2 separate regions of the Homo sapiens genome follow, and region 2 is linked to region 1. A link is an interaction called in ENCODE POLR2A ChIA-PET data of the cell type or tissue named here. Cell type or tissue: IMR-90. All regions are shown on one strand. Each heading gives the region's core, and the rest is flanking DNA. Links, peaks and the distances in the headings are about the cores only.

Region 1 (2,896 bases), core at 251-2,750:
CTGGCCAACATGGCAAAACCCCATCTCTACCAAAAAATACAAAATTAACTGGGCGTGGTGGCGCACGCCTGTAGTCCCAGCTACTTGGGAGGCTGAGGCAGGAGAATTGCTTGAACCCAGGAGGAGGAGGTTGCAGTGAGCTGAGATTGCGCCACTGCACTCCAGCCTGGGCGACAGGAGACTCCATCTCAAAAAAAAAAAAAAAAAAGAGGACCTGCAGGAGGTGCCTCCGTTTGGTTTCTCTACCAGGGGCCAGCAGTATATGTTTGCGCTTCTGGGGTGTGAGAAGTGTCTGATGAGGCTGGGGAGAGTGTGGCGCAAGTACCCAGACCCTGTCCATGCTCCGGGGAAGGGTGTGGAGCTGTGGGCCTGAGTGAGCCCCTCCTGCTTCTGAAACATAGCACCAGGAAGACAAAATGCTGACTTATCCTGCTGGTCTGTATAACCTTGGCCAGCATTGGGCTTGACAGAAAGGCGTGCCGCAGGAGGGCCAGAGGGAAGCAGCCCAGAGGGTGAACACCCGCCCCCTGCCCCGCCTCACCCCACCCCTCCCCTCCCTCCTAGGAGGATCAAGAAAGCTGGGTGCCTGCAGGAACTGGGTGAAAGGATGGTTGGACTTGGACTGGAGCTCTGGGGTGGGGCCGGCAGGAGCCAGGGCCATTCTTGGGAGGCCACCACAGGGTACGAGGAGGGCTGGGGAGGGGATGGAGCTAGTTGGGGTCGGGGAAGTAAGAGTCCTTCCTGAGTTGCACACAGCTCTCCCTGTGAGCTGGTCTCCTTGGAGAATGGCTGAGGGCTGTCTGGGGTGAACTGGCTCAGGTGAAGATCAGTGTGCCCCCAAAAAGGAGTCCAGGCCTGCAGTCTGTTCTGTGCCCTCTGCCTTTGCCTCATGTCACACCAGGCCCAACTGCTGTGGCTCCAGGGCCACTCCCACCACAGCCCGTGGGAGTGCCCCCCCAAATCCCCCACAGCCGTGCCCTTTGCACCTCGCATCTGAGCAGGATTGTTATTCCCAGTGTGGCCTCCCCTTGACACCCCCGCCAGGACTGCATACGAGGTGGGGGTGCCCAGCACAAGCTGGCCGGGGTGAGCCTGTCCTGGCTGTGATGAGCGTGGGGCCCGCCGCCCAGCGTTCCTGTCTGAGTGGTAATTGAAGCCATTAGCGCGCCAGCCTCTCCCTCGCCGGGTAATGGCAGGAAAAGCTCTTCTCGCTCCGCACTCTTGAGGCGGCGGCTGAATCACTCCCCCTCCAACCCGCCCGCTGCCGCCACTGAGACAGGGAATCTGACATTTTCCCTCACCAGGGAGGGGGAGCCCTGGGGGAGGGGAGGGAGGCAGGCCTGGATTCCTGGCCTTTCCCTCCAGGAGGTTGAGGGGCAGTGAAGGTCTTGGAGCTCAGTCTGTAAGTCATGGATTCACCTGGGGCCGCAGATTTCAGGCCTGGAAGGACTGGCCGGGAAAGCCCAGGAGGCCGCCAGACATTCAGTGGTGTGGGGAGGGCACTGATGACTTTGGGTAGGTTCTGGGAGGGACAAGGAGGCGGGGAGAAGAAAGAAGCTGTGGAGCAGAGATGAGCTGTTTTGGACTTCTCCTGGGGGGCTTAGCTCCAAGGGTTCTGAGTACAGGTAGCATTACTTGTCTTGGGGTCATTGATAGGGCAGATAACGTGCACTGTTCGTGTGGTGTGGGTGCCCTGTGTGCCATGTTTAAGGCAGTGTTTGTGTGAAGTGTGTGGTGCAGTGTGTGCAGCAGGGGTGCTGCCTTGCAAGCTGTGCGCACAGAACGGGGTGTGCAGCGGTCAGCGCACACGTTACCATCAGGCAGTGGGGAAGGGGCAGTGTGTGCAGGAGGCACTGCATGCTGTATGGGCTGTGTATGCAGCGCGCAGTGTTTGTGTGCACGTGTGTGCGTCAGGCAGTGCGTGGTGTGGTGGTAAGCAGGTAGTGAGTACCTTATGGGCTATGTATACAGCAAGGCATATGCATCAGGCAGTGTGTGGGCAGTAGGCAGTGTGTGTGTGTGTTATCAGGCAGTATATGTGTGCGGTGTGCCGTGCGGCAGGCTACCTGTGTTTATATCGGGTAGTGTGTGTGTGTTTATGTGCAGCAAGGGTGTGCAGTAGGTGTGCAGTAGACTGTGTGCAGCAGGCGTGTGTGTGTGTACAGCAGGTGGTGTGCAGCAGGCAGTGTGTGTATGTATCAGGCGGGGTGTGGTGTGTGTTTATGTGCAGCATGCGGCGAGTACTTTGTGTGGTGTACAGCAGGTGGTGTGCGGCAGGCTGTGTGTATGTATCAGGCTCTGTGTGTGTGTGTGTGTGTTTGTACAGCAGGTGGTGTGCAGCAGGCAGTGTGTTTATCAGGCAGTGTGTGGTGTGTGTGTGCATCTTTATGTGCAGCGAGTAGTTTGTGGGGTGTGCAGCAGGTGGTGTGTAGCAGGCTATGTATGTATCAGGCTGTGTGTGTGTGTGCGCGCGTGTGTACAGCAGGTGGTGTGTAGCAAGCTGTGTGTATGTGTCAGGCAGTGTGTTTATGTGTGTGTGTCCAGCAGGTGGTGTGTAGCAGGCTGTGTATGTATCAGGCAGTGTGTGTGTGCGCAGCGGGTAGTTTGCAGGGGTGTACAGCAAGCAGTGTGCATGGTATGTACAGCAGATGGTGTGCAGCAGGCAGTGTGTGTGTGTGTGTGTGTACAATAGGTGGCATGCAGTGGGCAGTGCATTTGTGTGCATGCAGCAGGCTGTGGTGTGTACAGCAGGTGGTGTGCAGCAGACTGTGTGTTTGTATGCATCAGGCCGTGTGTGTGTGCAGCAGGCAGTGTGTGTGTGTGTACATGCGCACACGCAACAGGCACTATATTTGTGCAGCAGGCCATGTGTGTGGTGCATACAGCAGGTGGTGTG
Region 2 (2,896 bases), core at 30-2,529, 56 kb after region 1:
GACACCAGGGTCTGGACACTCAGACACGTGCTCAAGTGCTCACAGGCAGACACAAGGCCACAGGCATACAGACATAGATCAGTGATAACAGCCACAGTAGCTGGCATCTATCAAGAGCATCCTGCAGGCCAGCACCGGTCTGGGCACTTGGCATGCATTATCTCTTTTGGTTCCCCCACAGTCTTCAGAAATGGGGACTGTTATTATCCCATCTTCCAGGTGAGGAAGCGGGGGCTCAGAGAGGGGAAGTGACTTGCCCAAGTCAAACAGCTGATGAGTAGTGGAGCCAGGATTCAAACCCAGGCCTGCCTGCTGCCCTGTGCTCTGCACATGCATGTGCTCACGTGTGTACTCCGATGCCACAGCTCACGGGGAGTCGGGGCCTCGAGACTGGCTGCTCAGGCTGTACAAGTCCCGCTTGGAGCCCTCCACACGTTCATCTTGTTCTGGACTTAACTCCTAGGAGCCTGCTGGGGGCTGAGCCTTCAAGAGTCTGAGGGTTTCCCACCCACAGATGGTGTCGGGGTGACTCTGAGCATCCCCAGGCTGCCCATCTAGGAAGGGGATTTGTTAGAGAAGGAGGTGATTTAAAGACAAGACTCCTGGCCAGGCGCAGTCGCTCACGCCTGTAATCCCAGCACTTTGGGAGGCCGAGGCGGGTGGATCACCTGAGGTCGAGAGTTTGAGACCAGCCTGGCCACCGTGGCGAAACTGCATCTCTACTATAAATACAAAAATTAGCCAGCTGTGGTGGCACATGCCTGTAGTCCCAGCTATTTGTGAGGGCTGAGGCAGGAGAATCGTTTGAACCCGGGAGGCGGAGGTTGCGTTGAGCCAAGGTCATGCCATTGCGCTCCAGCCTGGGTGACAGAGTGAGACTCCCTCTCAAAAAATATAAAATAAAAAAAACTCTTAAAAAAGAGTATTTTTACTTAAAAAAGAGAGAGAGAGACCTCCTCCTCTTCCACCTCCTCCAAGCAGCAGCCTGTGCTTGTCGTTCTGCCTTGTCCACAGCTGTTTCCTCAGCACCTGGCACTGGCCTCAGTAGATGGTTGGTGGACAGGCAATTGAGGGGTTGGCTGAGCCTAACCTGTGAGTTTGCGCCCCTTCTGATGTCCACCCTCAGCTGTGTTTGGGGGATGCATCCTAGGGCTCAAAGATTGCCTTTCCCAAGGGCTGTGGGCCAGGTTTCTGAAGAGAAAGCTGGGCTTGGCAGGCAAATGGATGAGTATGTCTGCGGCACAGCAACCGTGCTGCCTCTGCCTATAGGGCCCCCCTGGGGCCCTGCTCCACACAAGGCTGGGCTTTGGGTCACGGAGCCCGTAAGGTGGGCTCCCTGCCTCCCATGGCCTCCACCCACACTCATCTGTACCATGTCCTACACCTGCCCTTCCTTCCAGCGCAGCCCTGCTTCCCCATCTGGGCTCGTGGGGCCTCTGTTCACAGTAGTCCCCTTCCATCTTCTACCTGCTTCCCTCCTCTGATCAGAGCTTTCCTTACAAGACCCTCCTCCTCCAGGAAGCCTTCTCAGGCTCCCCAAGGCTGCCGTGGGCTCTCCCTCAGCCAGGACCCCATAGCTCTGTTGTCTTTTTTTTTTTTTTTTTTTTTTTTTTTTTTCTTTTTTGGAAGTCTCGCTCCGTCATCCAGGCTGGAGTGCAGTGGCGTGATCTCGGCTCAGTGCAAGCTCTGCCTCCTGGGTTCACGCCATTCTCCTGCCTCAGCCTCCCGAGTAGCTGGGACTACAGGTGCCCGCTACCACACCCGGCTAATTTTTTTTATTTTTAGTAGAGATGGGGTTTCACCGTGTTAGCCAGGATGGTCTCGATCTCCTGACCTCGTGATCCGCCCACCTTGGCCTCCCAAGTGCTGGGATTACAGGCGTGAGCCACTGCACCAGGCCTGCTCTGTTGTCTTTAACGTTCAGTCAGTCATTGATCACACATTTTCCATGTGCCAGTCCCCGTGCTGGGGATGTGGAGACACATGCCCTCAGGGAACCCAGTCGTGGGGAGCATGTGCAGACAGATAATCAGCATTGAATATGTGACTCTGACAGCATGCCCTGGTGTTGAATAGTACCGACAGGCGTGCAAAAGGTGGGCTGACAGCACCAGAGCAGCCTGAGGTGTGGGGTGTGCTGCGGGGTCTCACGGAAGCAGTGACGCGGTCCTGTGGAGAGTAATGAGGCTGGGGACAACATATGGAGGACATTGCGTGCTATGCTGAGAACTTCAGATAGTATCCATCTGGAAAATGTGAAGATAATAATGGAACCTATCTCGTATGAGAATTTGAGGAGGGAATACATGCAAAGTGCTCACAGCGGTGCCAGGCACACTGTGGGTCCTCACTAACGCTTCGCTATTATCATTATTGCTCTCCGAGGTGAAGAAGAGCCACAGAAGGCCTTTAAGCAGGAAATTGATATTCACATCTGCATTTTGGAAGGATTATTCTGGCTGTGGGGCTGAGTGGGTCAGAGTGGGACAAGAGGAAAGAGGCAGGAAGAGGCTGAGCCTCAATTGGGGTGGCCTGGCCCAGGGCAGTGGCAGCAGGTTGGAGAGAGCTGAGGGGGTGGGGGAGCACCAGAACCTGGTGACTGGCAGGGCGGGGTTGGTGGAGGCCGGAGGAATTTTGAGCTTGACTTCTAGGTTCTGGCCTGGCACTGAGGGGTGAGGGTGCCTTTCGCTAAGGTGTAGTCCCAGCAGCAGCGCCAGGTTTGGAGGGGAAGCTGATGAACTCAGCTTTGAAAGGACTGCGGTTGAAGGACCTCCCGGTGGAGGTGTCAGAGAGGCTGCTGGGTACTCGGGGAAGAGCTCTGTGCTGCTGCTGAGGTTATGGGCAGCTCCAGCATGTGGTGTAAGAATCAGGTGAGCAAATGAGGTCACCCAGGAAA

The links. Peaks named below come from ENCODE experiments on the same cell type or tissue, not always from the same donor. Only the 100,000 strongest peaks of a DNase experiment are listed, where the experiment ranks them.
Region 2: POLR2A ChIA-PET joins it to region 1 with 11 read pairs; 4 of 35 experiments call an interaction of 5 or more read pairs at or near these places.

The regions. Positions count from the first base shown.
Region 1 is chr1:43,557,441-43,560,336 of GRCh38, forward strand. The region is part of intron 5 of PTPRF (protein tyrosine phosphatase receptor type F); the gene reads left to right. Among named protein-coding and RNA genes, the nearest start is that of PTPRF, 28 kb to the left of the region's middle. RefSeq lists enhancers at 1-335, 336-913. In IMR-90, for the core only: no CTCF peak of the experiment used is centred there; no DNase peak of the experiment used is centred there; H3K27ac peaks cover 544 bases.
Region 2 is chr1:43,613,965-43,616,860 of GRCh38, forward strand. The region is part of intron 23 of PTPRF (protein tyrosine phosphatase receptor type F); the gene reads left to right. Among named protein-coding and RNA genes, the nearest start is that of KDM4A, 35 kb to the right of the region's middle. In IMR-90, for the core only: no CTCF peak of the experiment used is centred there; no DNase peak of the experiment used is centred there.